Regions from separate parts of the Homo sapiens genome. Here region 1 is linked to region 2. A link is a loop called in an ENCODE intact Hi-C map of the cell type or tissue named here. Cell type or tissue: A673. All regions are shown on one strand. Links, peaks and the distances in the headings refer to the core of each region. The heading gives the core; the rest is flanking DNA. Region 1 has its middle 270 kb from the start of GRASLND. Region 2 holds the start of LOC124908053 (a long non-coding RNA gene).

Region 1 (8,337 bases), core at 244-8,243, 73 kb before region 2:
AGCCAAGAAATGGAATCAACTGAAATGTCCATCGACAGATGAATGGATAAAGATAATGTGAGATGCATGCGTGTGTGTGTGCGTGTGCATGTGTGTGATCACATTGGAATACTATTTAGACTTAAAATAGAAGGCAATCTTGTCATCTGGAACAACATGAATGAATCTGAAGAACATTATGTTTAGTAAAATAAGCCAGGTTTAGAAAGACAAATACCTCATGATCTCACTTATACATGGACAGACATGGTTGGGGAGATGTTAGTCAAAGACACAAAATTTTACTTAGATAGAAGGAATAAGTTCAAGAGATTCATTGTACAACATGGTGACTATAGTTAGTAACAATGTATTGTACACTTGAAAGTTGCTAAGAGAGTAGATTTTAAGTGTTCTCACCACAAAAAATGTTAAGTATGTGAGGTATTGCATAGGCTAATTAGTTACATTTAGCCATTTCACAATGTATACATATTTCAAAACAACATATTGCAATGAATATATACAATTTTATTTGTCAATAAAAAATAAATTAAAAATAAAAGCGAGCAGCCTTGATGGGAAGTGATCCCAGTTGAACCCTCCTCACATGCACTTGTAGTAAAATTATTTATTTATGGAAACTGGGCACCATTGTTGTGAAAGACTCTTTGGTGGCAAACGTCACACATCGGCCTGCACATTAGTACTGCTGTCTGGGAAAATAAAATGTTCCAGGATTATAAAGAATAGGCAAAACAATCATGGAGTTTGTCTTAGTTTGGGTTCTCCTAGAAGCAGACTTGGAGACAAAGGTATGATAGCAAGTAGCTTATTTAAATGACGATCTCTGGAAGCATCACTAGAAATGTGGGGAAATGAGTTAGGAAAGGGAAGGAAACCAAGAACTGGTGTGTCGTGGAGCAGATTCTCACCGTGGGCAATGGAGTCCACCCCACAGTGGTGCTCTGGGAGATGGACGAGATCACACCTCAGCTCCATCCCAAACAGGGGTGAGGGACCTGGGGTCTTTATCCACCAACCCTACCAGCCATTGGTTGGGGGCTACTTTCAGGGGGCACAGAACACCCTGTTCTTCCAGCCTTCCTGACTGCCATTCAGGGAGCCAAAGAAAGCCCTGGCAGAATCCCAGGCACAGGTGTATGGAAATGGAAGCCATGCGGTCAACGTGCGCCAGGGTAAGAATGTAGAGAAGTTGCTGGTAGAGCACCCACAAGGTTGGCTACAATGCTGGTGGGTACGAAAGCTGCTGAAAAGAAATCTCCCACCAGAAGTGCAAGGACAGGCGTCCTCCTTCTCTATCAAGTTAAACAATAAAATAACTTAGTACAAATGAGACAAGAGTGAAGTCAAAGACAGTTCATTTTGCTATTTTAATACACTGTTTAAATGTCCCATAAATTGCAACATTGGAGCATTCAACCCCTCTCCAAGACTACTCAAGAAACCCATACAGGGCAAACTCTGATGAATGTTTCCCAATTTATTATTATTATTATATTATTATTTCCTTCCTTCCTTCCTTCCTTCCTTCCTTCCTTCCTTCCTTCCTTCCTTCCTCTTATTCTTTCTTTAACATGGTAACATTATGGATGTCAGAAAAGACACTGATAATATTTTGAAAAGCATTGATCATATATGGGATTTTGTAAAACTGTCCATTATTGAATTTTTTCTGTGACTTTGCTTGACCCCCTTTTCAATTCATTGAGCATATGCTTACTATTAATAACCTGAAATAATTTGGCTGTTTCTTAATAATCATGACTGATATCTGTGAGATACGTATTCTAAGTCCATTTGAGGGATGAATTGATTCTCTAAGGAAGCTATGAGATCGAGACCACCATTACTCTCATTTTGTAGATGAGGAATTAAGGCAAGATAAATGCTCACATACACCCCAGGCTCACAGAGCTACTGCATAACAGAGCTGGGTTCTAAAGTCAGGTCATCTCTACCTAAAGTTCATTTCTCAACTACCCCACTCTGGTTCCTAATGATGACCGAGCAACTTTATGAAACCATCAGTGTATGTAATTTGTTGTAGACATAAAATCCTTGAAGGACATATGATTTTATTTTAGGTACCAAGTGGTTTCAAAGAATTACACTTGCTCACATCAGCATCTGCTTTTCGGTGTTGGTTTTCTTTGCCCTCTTCCTCTTTCTGCCACAATATCAGGGCACCCTCCTCACAGACTAAATATTGAGAAAGTCCCATTGGGTAGAATTTTGTGTTCAATAAATAATCACAATTTCATTTCACAAAGAGGAATGAGTATGATATTTGTATCAACTGTTGTGGATTTTCTGAAGACATTTTTCTTTTAATTTCCATGTTCACTTCTAGAGGAGTCCGATATCTGAATAAGTTTCTGAATGACATAGGGAAAGGAGGGGTCTGAAATTAGGGCTCATGCAAATTTAATTTGAGCAGAGATCCAAATCTAATAGCAATTTTTAAAAAATTAGGAAATTTATCTTACCAGAAAATATACTAGATGTAGCCAGAGGTTCTTCCTTTCACTCACTACCATATCCACAATGTTTAGAGTAGGGCCTGGCTCTTAGTATGAAGTCAAGAAATAATTTCATCAAATGTTTTATTTTTAGCCCTGTGTTAGTTTTACAGAAAAGTTATGGAAAGGGCACAGGGAGTTTCCATACCCCTGCCCCCAGAGGCCCCACCAGCGCGTCTTACACTAGGATGGCACATTTGTTATGACTAATAAATTATAGTAAGCCAATATTGATACATTTTTATCAACTAAAGTCCATAATTTATTCAGCTTTCATGTTCCAGAATCCCATGTAGGAAATCACATGGCATTTAGTGGGAATATCTTTCCAGGCTTTGCTAGCTGTGACAGTCTCCCAGACTTTCCTTGTTTTTGATGACCTTGACAATTTTGAGAAGTACTGGTCAAGTATTTTGTAGAATGTCCCTCAGCTGTAATTTTTCTAATTTTTTTTCCATGATTAGACTGGGATTATGTGCTTTTGAGAGAAAGATCTAAGAGGTAATCTTCTATTGTCATCCCACCCTATAAAGAGTAAATAGCAGCAAGATGACTTGTTATTGTTGATTTGACCTTGATCACCTGGCTGAGGTCATGCTTGTCAAGTTTCTCCTCTACAGAATTCATCTTTTCCTCTTTCCCTAACTGTACTCATTAGAAGAAAATCACTACACCCAGCCCACATCCAAGTGATAGGGAACTGTGCCCACAGCCTTAAGGATAAAATATCTACAGAAATCATTTGCAAATCTCCTGCGTAGATTCGTCTTTTTCCCCCGTGTAGTTAGCCATCCATTTTTTTATATCAACAATGATTCATGGATATTTGTCAGACACTTTTGTTTATAATACAATACTACTTTATTTTGCTCCAGTCTTTGCAGGCCTTACCATGGGAGACTCTTTCATTTGGCTCCCTTCTCCCTTTGTCACATCCCTATCATTGTGGGATTTTCATTTTTTGTTGTTTCTGCCCTAGCTCATTTTCTGGCACTACAAGATGTTCCAGGCTCCTCTTGCATATTTTTTTTTCCCAGTTCTAGAATCAGACATTTTTTCCAAGGAGGTTTGGTCTCTTTCATGAGAGAATGGTATTAGAAAACAACATCTGGGCACTAGGTGTGTTTGTTGCTACTGGAGTATCACTACTTCTGGGTCATCATAGCTGACACAGCAAGAAAAAGCATGTATATGCTAACTTGTATACAGTCATGCAACTCTAAATAGGTCTGTGTGTAACCACCTGTATTTTAAGCAATATTTTTGAATGAAAGTTATAGGAGAATATTTTACTTTCATTTTTATTGATTGATTGACTGTTAAACAGAGACAGGGTTTTGCTCTGTTGCCCAGGATGAGTACTATGGTGTGATACTAGATCCCTGCAGCAGCCTTGAACTCCTGGGCTCAACTGATCCTCCTACCTCACCCTCCCTAGTAGCTGGGATTATAGGCGTGTACCACTGCACATGGCTAATTTTTTTATTCTAATTTTGTGTAGAGACAGGTCTTGAACTCTTGGCATCAAACATTTGGCCTCGAGCAATCCTCCTGCCTTGGCCTCCCCAAATGCTGGGGTTGCAGGCACGGGCCACCACACCTGGCCCAGGAGAATATTTTACAAATTAATCAATGATAAGCCAAAGTGGGATAAGGGAGGAGCAACTCAACTTCTAGACAACAAAGTAAAACCATAAAGCCAAGGGGTTAAGAGTGAGATCTGAGAAAATGCTGATAATACCATGAAATACACACAGCCCACAGTTGTAAACTGCACAGCAGCTTATACACTATGTGGGGATCACGCTCTCTATTAAAAGCTGGCATAGATCCAGCCTTCTTAGCGGGGCTAATACATACCAAGGCCATGAAGTCACCGGTCTGCTTAATTCAATTGGGTGAATTCCTTACGTATATGTGGATAAGCTGTGGCCTTCACATTACAAAGCAGATGTGCAGAAGGTAGAAACATTCCAAGAGAGAGCAACCACAGGGCAAAGCAGACACAAGGCATGCAGGAAAGACTACATCATAGACAAGAATTCCTTATTATAGAGAGGAAAAGAGGCACAGAGGAGGATGGCAAATTACCCACAGAGATGGAGCAAGTCAGGGCCCAGCTAAATGTGGATCCCAGGCTGGCTGACCTCCATCACCTCAGTTCCTTCCCTTGCACTCCATAACTTCTCATTCACGGGCTGAAGACCCCCTTGGAAATGCACCAAGCACAGAACAGCAGAGCCCCTGTGTAGGAGACTCTGCCTAGGAAGCAGTGTAGTCAGAATTGTAACTATCAAGGGGGCTCAGTGGCTCCCGGTGTGGAAGATGATGCCTGGAAGTATTCGTGGAGAGGTAAACTGTGTTCAGTGAATAGAGAGACTCCAGCATAACCTCCCAGGCACACTCTGTGGCTGTCGTGCATGTAAGGACAACCTATGGGAGAACCGCCAGTGGCAGACGGTGGCAGAAAGGAAGTAAGAAGGAAAATAAGCTAAAGACCTGACTTCAAAAGGCAGTAGTTAAAAAAGAAAAAAAAAAGCTTATTTCTATCTACAAAATGAGTATTAAGAGGTAATTTGGTCTTTGTAAGGAAAAAAATCTAGAGAAATTAACTAGTGTTTGAAAAGGCAGGCAGTAAGCACCAAGTAACAGAAGGTGCTCCCTTCAGGGACTTGGTGTGCTCACAAAAAGAAAGCATCCTTAAAGCAAGGAATCATGGAGATGACCTCATCATGCATTTCTTAGAGTGGATGGGACTGTCCATCTCTCCTGGGTTCCAGTTTTAATTAAAGGCAGCTTGCAGTGTAACATCACCCTCACAGCCTGCTAAAGCTTAAGACTCTGAGATTACATACAAGGCACGTGAGTAGGGGAATGGGGGGGAAATAGAGTAAATAGGTGATTTCTGGTACAAATGGGGAAAGAATGAGTTTAGGGATGACTCATTTTTTCCTCCTCAATACTATCATATTCACCCAGAAATAGCAAATTTCAGCATTCAACTCATCTAGACTGCTTGTTGAAACCCCAAAGTGACAATTATTTGAAAGTCATGCCCCTTCAACATGATTTTTGTTTAATGTGGGATAAGGTGAAGCACAATCCACCTCAAGACCAAATACACTCAGAAGCAAGCCAGAATGCAAATGTTTGCCATCATTCTCATCACATCAGCTACAAAGACACAAGATGGATATGATAGCAGGAGCTTCTGCCAGACATCTACTCACAGCAGCCTCCCTGGGACAAACTCCGTGTGGCATCATGACACTTCATTGTGCATGGCCTCACAGAGGGAATCCTTTGTTGTTTGGGCTAAGACTGCAAAAGGCTGAGCTGCCTCGCTGGGGTAGAGTCAATACACTTGCTGATCACCAGCTGTGTCCTACGATGTGCTTCACACAACATTTCCATAATCTTTAATACTTCCTCGCATGGCAAATACTGTGACCCCATTTTTACAAGGAGGATACTGAGACTTGGAGAAGTCTAAACAGCAGAGCAGAAATTCAATTTCAGATCAGTTTTATCCTCAAAATTTACATTCTTTGCAAATCACTGTGTTGTCTCCTAAGTGTTTTTCTGGTATGTACCATCTTGCTTTTTGATGATTTTTTTCTTAAGAAATGGAAATCCCCAAACAGGAGGCAGCACATGCGGGGAAAAGAGAACCATTTGGGATTCAGACAACCTTGATTCTCATTCAGTCTCCATTATGACCTTTGGCAAGCAGTCGGAAGCTTCCATCTTCATTTCCTGATATGCCAAATGATGAGGAATGAGTAAACCTTCTCTTCCAGCTTCAACATTCTAGATTTCCTAAAGAGCTACTGTTTGCATAAATGAATGCAAATTAGCATTAATCTCCTTGAACTGATATTAACAAACTTTTTCTGTGCAAATAAGAGTCCAAGAAAAAAAATGCTGCACTTGGGTTTCTAAAATCTATCTAAAATGTTACAGAATCCAAATAGTTGGCCATTCTTGTCTAGCTTTCAGTCTCTGAACTAACATACTCTATTTTAAACGCAGGTTCAACTCCAGTCTCTCCTCATAGCCAAAACCAGCTGCTGTCTGGCATGCTCCTTTTAAATAGACTATCTTAAAGTCTAAAAAAAAAAAAAAGCTGAGCTCTTTTTTATATTGGAGAAGCCGCTTGTCACTACGGTGATTTACCTCTTCAATTTAGCACTTAATTGATAATACAAGCTGTAACCTGGCAGCTGGGGCACATTGCCCCTTGATGATTTAGGTAAACGGTCCTCAAACCCCCAGTTTCAAAGCCTTGGGAAAAAGATTCCTCAAATTCTGTCCTCCAGTTTCTATAAATCCCTAAGAACATAGTTGCCTAAATCCCCTCTGCCCCAGCCCTTTTTCGGAATGTTAGTGTTTATTTCACCTTGGGTTGCTCTCCACTCATTCACTAGTCTACAGACTCACACTCATGCCCACACAAACTCACTAATGTACACACTCATGCACACACATTCATGGACACACACACATTCATGCACTCACACACTTAACACATACACATTCACTCATGCACACACACACTCATGTGCACACACACTCATGCACACACATACTCATGCGCACACACACACTCATGCACACACTCATTCAAGGACACACACATACACACTCATGCACACACACACTCATTCACACACACTCATGCACACACACTCATTCAAGGACACACATACACATTCATGCACGCACACACGCGCGCACACACACGCGTGCACACACACATGCACACACACTCATTCAAGGACACACATACACACTCATGCACACACACGCACACATGCACACACACTCATGCACACATTCATTCAAGGACACACACTCATGCACACACACTCATTCAAGGACACACATACACACTCACTCATGCACACACACATGCATACACACTCATGCACACACACTCATTCAAGGACACACATACACACTCATGCCCACACACACTCATGCACTCACTCATGCCCACAGGATCCAATTGGCTGGCCTGCACTTGCTGAATTTCGCCTGAGATCTGGGGCTATAGAAAGGGTCGTGCAGATAGTATCCCGTTGCCTCGAGAGCTCTCTGAATTCCCTCCCTGAATTCCCTCTCCATTTGATTCTTCTTGCTTTTCCCCTTGATCTTTTTCATTCTCCCTCCTTCCCCTATGTGGCAACTTTCCTTTCTTTTTCTTTTTTTTTTTTTTTTTGAGACAGAGTCTCTCTCTGCCGCCCAGGCTGGAGTGCAGTAGCACAATCTCAGCTCACTGCAAGCTCCGCCTCCTGGGTTCACGCCATTCTCCTGCCTCAGCCTCCCAACTTTTCTTCCTTAACCACACTCCTGCTGACTCCCTGGCCTTGCCACATGGCACCCACCCTTCCCTCCTTCCCATGGTAACCATTCTGCCATTGTGGACCAGTGAGGGTCCTGACTGGAAACTCACAGCCCTCTCAAGCTGGGTGATTTGAGGCGCTTTTACTAAAATGACTATTTACAAATGTATGCAGAGCATTTGGGGAATGCACGAGGGATTATGCAGTGGCCCAAGGTGAGCAACAGCAGGAGATGTTGGCACCCCTGACTCTCGAAGGAGCCATGGGTAGGAGCAGATTCTAGACCTTGTAAAGGCTGCTTGAAAGGAACTGTGGCCCTCAGGAGAGGGACTCAGCCAACCACACAATCTGGGTGGCAGCAGGAGGAGAGGGCATCGATATGTAACAACTCCTGTGCCCCATATTCTCCCAGCATCTACACTAGTAAGCCCAACTAGCAGTCAGCCTCATAAACAATCCGTGTGACTCAG
Region 2 (8,337 bases), core at 54-8,053:
AGTGTGGGTTTGGTCCTCCTCAATTCTCTTGCCATCTTCAGAAAGAGTTGAGTTAAAGAGGTCCTTGGATATTGTTAGAAATAGGTATTTGATCTGTGAGAAACTGAATTTTTGGCCCCTGAAGTCAAAATTCAGATAAGAAAAGAAGGCACAAAAATTACTTTTTTGGGGGCAGGGGGGCGGGGGGACAGAGTCTTACTTTGTTGCCAGGCTGGAATGTGATCTCAGCTCATGGCAACCTCCACCTCCCAGGTTCATGCAATTCTCACGACTCAGCCTCCCAAATAGCTGGGACTACAGGTGCACGCCACCATGCCCAGCTAATTTTTGTATTTTTAGTAGAGATGGGTTTTCAACATGTTGGTTAGGCTGGTCTCGAACTCCTGACCTCAGTTGATCCGCCCACGTCGGCCTCCCCAAAAGCTGGGTGTGAGTCACAGCACCCGGCCACAAACAGATTACTTTAAACAGACTCCGAGGAGAAGACGGCCTGGACAAGGTGTGTGGAGGCTTGGTCTCATGGAAGTTACCTATTGGGTCAGGCACTCTGCGCTGCCTCCAGTCTGCCCCTTCATTTTGCCTGTGCCTTGAGAGGCTGTTATATCCCAGGATATTCCTCTTCCAGAGCAAGAAACATGACGGTTACTCCAAAGTAAGTCTATCCTTCTGGCAGTTCCAAACTGAATAGGTGGGGCTAGTTAAGCAGGATCACTGCTTGTCTGAAATCGGAAGTGGAGATTTGAAGTACTTCTACCCATAGATTAACATGGATCCTATTCTTTAAACCAGCTTCTGTCTGGATGCAGTGAACTAAGGGAAGGGAGAACATGAAGGGGAAAAAAGGAGAAAAAAGAACATGACTCATTTAGAATGAAAGCTGACCCAAACCATAAAAGGTCACCTCCAGCTATTTCTACGCTATTGTAACATATATTCCCTGTAACGTTCCCTTTAAACTATTGTTCATTCCACGTCTTTCCAGAGTGCTGTAGGTACATGTTTTAGGGGACACCTCAGCAGGGGCAGGGTGAGGTCTCTAGAGATTCTGTTCAACCATAGTCCTCTTGCATCTTTCTGATGGACACCTAGCAAAATTCACAGTGCCTTGATCTGTCCTGGGAGTACAGATGAGGGCAGAGTAATTAAAGAAATTCCACTTTGCAGTTAAGGAATTTATTCCCTGAACCCAAAGATTTGAGCAAAATAACATAGGGGTATCACTAACCTTCTTGTATAGGGCGCTTTCTATTTCTGATGGAGGTGAATTGCCTTTCCTGCATGGAGGGGCAGTGGTTGCAGCAGAATTGAATGAGAAATAGCGAGACTGAGATCTGGCCTCCATTAGCCACAAAACTAGCTTGAAAAATGTGTTTTCCAAGTTTTCCTGACCACTCTAGGCTTGTCTGAAAATAAGGCTGTTGAACTAATTTGGGAATGAAATTGGGACTATGTAGCCCCGTGATGTCACTTCTCTCTCCTATGCCCTTGACAGGCATTGATAATTAAGATCAAAACTCTTGTCTACTTAAGTGGGATCAGGCTTCAGGATCCTACACAGGACAGCACTCCAAACAACCCCTAACACTGATCACGGTGCCTCACGGGATAAGACATCCGATTACCTCTGACAGCCAAGTTCCCTCTAGCCGTGAAGCTGTGTCCATCTGAAAGCAGGACCAAGTATGAATTCACCTCATCTATTATGAATAAATCCTTAGTTAACATGTGTTAGACATTTGCTGTATATAAGGATGTATACTCATTTTCTCCTTTATTCCTCATAACAGCCCCATCAAGTAGATAGTGTTATAAATTCTATTTCTCAGATTCAGAAGATGCAGCTTGGAAAGATGAGATGACTAATTAAGGTTACACAGCTGGCTCCAGATTCAGAATTTTAGCCCTGTTTTGGGGATGTGGAGTTTGAGCCAGTCAACCGAGACAACCTCCATCTTCTAGGAAAAATGTATCTGTTCCCTCTGAGGAATCCTGAGCACCTAGTACTTTTTAATTAACAAATATTCTGATTTCTCTTCCCCTTGATAAAAATGAGGTCTCTGTCCTGGTGTGTTGCAGATGCCACAGCCCTACCTTAGTGGGCCTGGCTTGCATGTTAAGAATGAGCCACCTAATGCATGTGGGGCTTAAAACCAACATGACGGGTTGATGGGTGCACCAAACCACCATGGCACATGTATGCCTATGTAACAAACCGGCACGTTCCAAACCACCATGGCACATGTATGCCTATGTAACAAACCGGCACGTTCCAAACCACCATGGCACATGTATGCCTATGTAACAAACCGGCACGTTGTAAACCACCATAACACATGTATGCCTACGTAACAAACCGGCACGTTCCAAACCACCATGGCACATGTATGCCTATGTAACAAACCGGCACGTTCCAAACCACCATGGCACATGTATGCCTATGTAACAAACCGGCACGTTGTAAACCACCATAACACATGTATGCCTATGTAACAAACCGGCACGTTCCAAACCACCATGGCACATGTATGCCTATGTAACAAACCAGCACGTTCCAAACCACCATGGCACATGTATGCCTACGTAACAAACCGGCACGTTCCAAACCACCATGGCACATGTATGCCTATGTAACAAACCGGCACGTTGTAAACCACCATAACACATGTATGCCTACGTAACAAACCGGCACGTTGTAAACCACCATAACACATGTATGCCTACGTAACAAACCGGCACGTTCCAAACCACCATGGCACATGTATGCCTATGTAACAAACCGGCACGTCCCAAACCACCATGGCACATGTATGCCTATGTAACAAACCGGCACGATCCAAACCACCATGGCACATGTATGCCTACGTAACAAACCGGCACGTTCCAAACCACCATGGCACATGTATGCCTATGTAACAAACCGGCACGTTCCAAACCACCATGGCACATGTATGCCTACGTAACAAACCGGCACGTTCCAAACCACCATGGCACATGTATGCCTATGTAACAAACCGGCACGTTCCAAACCACCATAACACATGTATGCCTACGTAACAAACCGGCACGTTCCAAACCACCATGGCACATGTATGCCTATGTAACAAACCGGCACGTTCCAAACCACCATGGCACATGTATGCCTACGTAACAAACCGGCACGTTCCAAACCACCATAACACATGTATGCCTACGTAACAAACCGGCATGTTCCAAACCACCAGGGCACATGTATGCCTACGTAACAAACCGGCACGTTCTGCATATGTATCCCGGAACTTAAAGTAAAATAAAAAAATTTAAAAAAAGAATAAGCCACTCTGCTAAACAGCAACCCCAAATCCCAACCCAGCCCTCAGTACAGGCCTTGCTGGGGATGAGAGACGCTGCTTGAGAAGATGATGGATCATGCTGTATGCCCATCTGGTCTCCAGCTCCAGGCTCTCCCAATTTTTCTTCATTTCTTTTGTTTTCTCTATTCAGATGTGAACACACTGTACTTAAATTCTATGGCCATGTGCTAAGCTGTATGTTAGCATGTCAAGGCCCAATTTACTGACATAGCAGTTTTCCTGTGTACCTAAAGGTATACAAATTCTGACTTCTTATTTGTATTTCATGATGTTTGAACTTTAAGTGAATGACCATGTTTGCAAAGAACAAAGCACATTTTGAAATATAGTTTTGAATCTCGAAACCATTACCACCTTTCCCAGTGGTGTTGGCCCAGCCACACCAAATGCCCTGGCCACAAGGGAATCTAAATTGGGTTCACTTAACAATGCTGTATTCTGCATAGAGAACTGGGAGAAGTCATGTTTACATCCACCACATTATCCCTGTGGTCCAAGCTATACCAGATACATAGAAGAAACAGTGGGGCCTAGCAAAAGATGGCTTTCCTTCTAGCTCCACCACTCATGACCTGAGTGTCCTTGGGCAAACCACGTAATCCTGTGAGCTCCAGCATACAAGCTTCTTGCTGAAAGTGTCCTCAGGAGAGCTAATCCTGGAGCGCCAGACACCAGCACGTGCACAGCAAAATTCCCTGTGTTCCCCTGAGGCTTGTGGTCCAGGAGACAAGGAGGGGATTCGGTCACTGCTCCTCTACATCCTTGTGAGGCCAGGACAGCAGCCCTGGGGCTGCAGGATGGATGAGATCATGAGTGATTGCAGATTGGGACCAGTCCCACGGTCTCTCTTCCCAAGGGATGGGTGCTGAAAGTCCTGGGCTCAGCGTTTAAAGACACGCTGATAATTTACAGCCTTTTATGAGGTTTCACATTCATTTTGGAATTTCTTTTGCCAAGTTTGAATCTCATGTTGGGCCTTTTCTCTTTTGGGTAAAAATATCTCTGGGCTGGCCCGGGCCCTGGAAGCAGCAGGGTTTTCTGCTACAACAGTGACACCTGCTGTTGAGGACAAAGTGGGTGATTTCTCAAAGACAATTCTCTGTAGGGCCAAGATTACTTTCATATTTCCAACATCTGGAAGGAGAAATCAATTCATTTTGCAGGGAATAAGTACTGCTGTGCTGAACAAGCAAAAAATCAAATGAGAGGCCAGGGATAGGAAGAAATAAATAAAAGGAAAGAAAATGTCTGCTTGGTTGAGAAACAAAGAAATCAAAGACCCCCCTGGCTTGGCACAAAGCAGCCTGGTCATGGGTCTGCCCTGCCAGAAAAGACTAAACAACAGGTGGCCCTCTCCACCCAGGACTCTGAGAAGTCAGAGCTGTCCCTGGGCACCTCCGTCGAAACACAGGACACTGAGACCAGGCATCCTTAGAGCAGAGTCTGTCCACAATGAAGCTGGCACCTGCAGATGGAACTGCTGAGGTCCTGTCACCATGGGGTGCGGGGAGTGAGAAATGAGAAATGGCCTCACTCTTCTGTCTGCCCTGCATTGTGAAAAAGAATCCTGTTTGCTCCAGGCTCACCAGAGTTCACCTGACATTGCAGACACGTTCAACAACATAGCTCCCTGATTCCTTTAACGCCCTAGAAATTCAAACAGGAAACATTTGGCATCTACGCCTATTTCCCATTTGCCCTGTATCTTAGGAAACAATTCTATCACTACTATTTTAATTCACCTTAACTTTTAAATAAGGCAGGATTTGAAGTTTCTGCAATATTTCAACTTCTTATCGTATAGATTTTTTTTTAAGGTAATCTTTGAAACGACCTGTTTTCCAGGTAGTCATGGAAATACTTCCAAAATGACTATTTTGGGGTTCCAAAAATATTTTCTCACCTGTATGTATATAAGGTTCAGCTTTCATTTTGACCCTGATAAGGAATCCATCAATTACATGCCACTAATACCTAAAAAGGAAGAGTCGTCGTTTGGTGGCAGGAGTGACAGTCCTGCTGGGAGGGGCAGAGCACTGTCTGCAGCTGGGTGACCTGGGAGATGTCTTCACCTCTCCAAGTTGAGTCATTGTTCTGTGTGCATCAAGTCAAGAAATCAGTATAACTCAAGAGTTTTTAAACTTTTAAAGAAATCTGTTGAATCTGTTTTGCATATACAAAACACAGTCCTGCATAGAAGTCTAATTATAAAATTATTTATAATACTTTTATATTTTATATATTTATTATATAATATATTATATAGTATTCTAATATATCATATATAATAATATATATTATTATATATTATATATTTTTGTATTTTTATAATAATTTTATAATAATAAAATATAAGATGAGGGTCCCTACTTTCCCCCAAAGCAGCCTTGAAGACTCCCTGGCAGCATGGAGACCGTCGGGGGGCAGTTTGCCAAGCACAGGGCAAGCCGCCCTGATCCCCAGCCCACGGAGCTTTCAAGCTCCAGCACCCCACATCTGCATCTCAGCTACAGAATGAGGGTGCCTCGGCCTGCTGGGCTCCTTCACAGTCACTGTGAGGATCAAGGGTGACTGCTCATCTGAGAAAGCATTGATTAATGCAAAAAGATAAACTAATATTGCACTGTTTAAAAGGAAAATAATAATTTTACTTCTGTAGGTCTCTCCTTTCACGACTATAAAATAAGAGCTTTTGATTAGGAGAAAATCATTAATAAAACATTGTTATCTTCAGGCAATATGTTAAACACAGTCATTTTCTTTGCTTCTTACATCGGCTTGCTGTGACATACATCTTCAGCTCCATTTTTTGGTTGAAGAAACAGGCCCAGGGGGATTTTGGAAGTCAGCTAGCAGCACACAGCAAGGCTGGTTCTCACGGCAAGGCTGATTCCCGTGTTCCTGCGATTCCTAGTGAGTGCTCCATGAGTCCCTGATCCCACACACTCCCCCCATGCTAGCCCAGAGCTCTGTAATTCTGCCATTCTCTGAAACTTTGTGCTCACATTCTTACAGTGGAGAGTCGTAGCTTTGCACATGGATGTAAAACCGATAAACTGCGATTCCAACATACCACAGCACTCCCCTCTCAGGCTCGCATCCATAAAATATGAGCATCCCTAATAAACAGCAGCTGTACCACAGAGCGGGCTGTGTCTTCAGGCAGAGTCTCTTCAAGGTGTTTCTGGCACATCTACCTGGGCTGTCTTGACTCCTCTACCCCAGACGTGTGGTTCTAGTCAGTGTCTGCTGGAATCGCATAGGAACCTGCTCGCATTCCCTGGTACGCCTGGACTAGCTGTTACAGGGAGACTTCATTTTTTGCCCCCATATCAGATTCTCCCCCCTCATTCATTTTAATTTCATTGATTTGCCCCTTATCACTTAATACATTTTCCTCCTTATTGGCATCTGGGCTGAAGGCTGCAACACAAACAGCAAAAGACCAAATCAAGATTTAAAAAAAAAAAAAAAAAGAGCAAAATATTCCCATTTCAGATGGAGGAGCAGATGGGGCTCTTGGCACTTCAGAGGATTTAAATTGACCCTCTGCACCAAGCTAGGGGAAGACAGACTGTCACTGCTGACGAGTAGGCACTAAGGAGACATGCTTTCCCTCTGAATATGCAGTAGCATTTTGGAGTTCTTTTTCCCTCTGCAGTGTAGGATGAGAAGGAGCCATAGGATGGATTCAGACTCTATTGGAACCTGAAAATGCAGCTGGGGAACAAAGACAGCCCTGGGCGCAGACTCTGCTCTTCCCCATTCCAGCTTTGTGTTATGGACCTGTCTATCTCTGACTCTCCGTTTTGTCATTTGAAGATGGGATTACAGCCACCTGCCTCTTGGCATGATTGCATGATATAAGATAAATGCATGGGAAAGTGCCCAGCTCAGTGCCCTGCACATAGTAGGTGTTCAATAAATTTGTCTTCATTTTCTTTTTTTTCTTCATATGTGTCAAGAGATGTGAATTTTTTGGAAACTCTTTCTTCACAACTTTCTCTTTTCACAGCTGGTAAAGACAAGGACCAGGTGGGGAGCTCTGACCTTCCCTTGGATGACATTTATAAAATACGCTCTGTCTATTCATAGGACAAGTGTGATCAGCATTTGAGACAGGAGAGCCTTATTTTAAACAGGTTGCGGGCTCGCCTGCAAATCTTCAAAATATGGGAATCTTGGACAACCCTGAGTCACAAATCTTGAAGCTGTCCTCCTGTTCAGTTATCAGAATATGCTCCAAATCTCTCTGTCTATTCATTTGCAGCTATTCCAAGCACTGACTTCTTTTGATTGGTGTAAACTGTTCATTTCAATAATTAAAAAACGGCTTCAAACAATCAAACTCTTTGTGCCTGTTACTAAAAAAAAATTGCATAAAACAAGAGTACCTAAATTGGTGAAAAGATGATTATACAATACTTCAAAATCGAAGAAAAGAAATCCATTGAGAGATTTATACATGAAAGTGTTTATTCTGAGGAAGATTATAAAGGAAGAAACGGGAAGAAGAATGGGGGCACAAAGAGGAAAAGCAATGACAATGAAAGAAGATGGAGAAATGTTGTGTGCAAGCTCTCTTTGAGCTTTTTGCCAGACACTTACACTTCTCTGTTTCAAACCTTTCATGGGAACCCCATTGCCCACAAAATGAATTCAACCTCTAAGGTACAGCACATAGGGACTTTTCTGATTGGTTTTGTCCTGACTGTTCTCAATTAATTCTTGATTATCTCTTGCATGCTCCTCTACTGATACTTCACCTCACCAAACAATCCCATTCCCCAGATTATGCCCAGCGTAGCTGACACATGGACTGTGCTCAGTGTCTGTTGTTTATCCAAAAATAAATAAATAAAAATGGTTGTATGTTAAATTCAATTGTTTATTAAGGCCATAGAAAATCTTAGAAATTGGAACCCCCACTTACTTCTGAAAGCAGTAGTCACAAGAGAAAATAAAAAAAGAAAGGCTAATTAGACTC

The links. Peaks named below come from ENCODE experiments on the same cell type or tissue, not always from the same donor. Only the 100,000 strongest peaks of a DNase experiment are listed, where the experiment ranks them.
Region 1: it touches region 2 in a loop (5-fold over the local background); 6 of 110 quality-filtered maps call a loop at or near these places.

The regions. Positions count from the first base shown.
Region 1 is chr2:7,188,223-7,196,559 of GRCh38, reverse strand. No RefSeq gene overlaps it. Among named protein-coding and RNA genes, the nearest start is that of GRASLND, 270 kb to the right of the region's middle. RefSeq lists an enhancer at 5,570-6,099. In A673, for the core only: no CTCF peak of the experiment used is centred there; DNase peaks (open chromatin) are centred at 1,389, 4,379, 5,309, 5,839 and 1 weaker place; H3K27ac peaks cover 6,777 bases.
Region 2 is chr2:7,115,281-7,123,617 of GRCh38, reverse strand. It overlaps LOC124908053 (a long non-coding RNA gene), which reads right to left and starts at 223. Exons shown (of 2, transcript XR_007088654.1): 1 at 1-223. In A673, for the core only: a CTCF peak has its summit at 4,406 (motif pointing left); a DNase peak (open chromatin) is centred at 4,237; H3K27ac peaks cover 2,076 bases.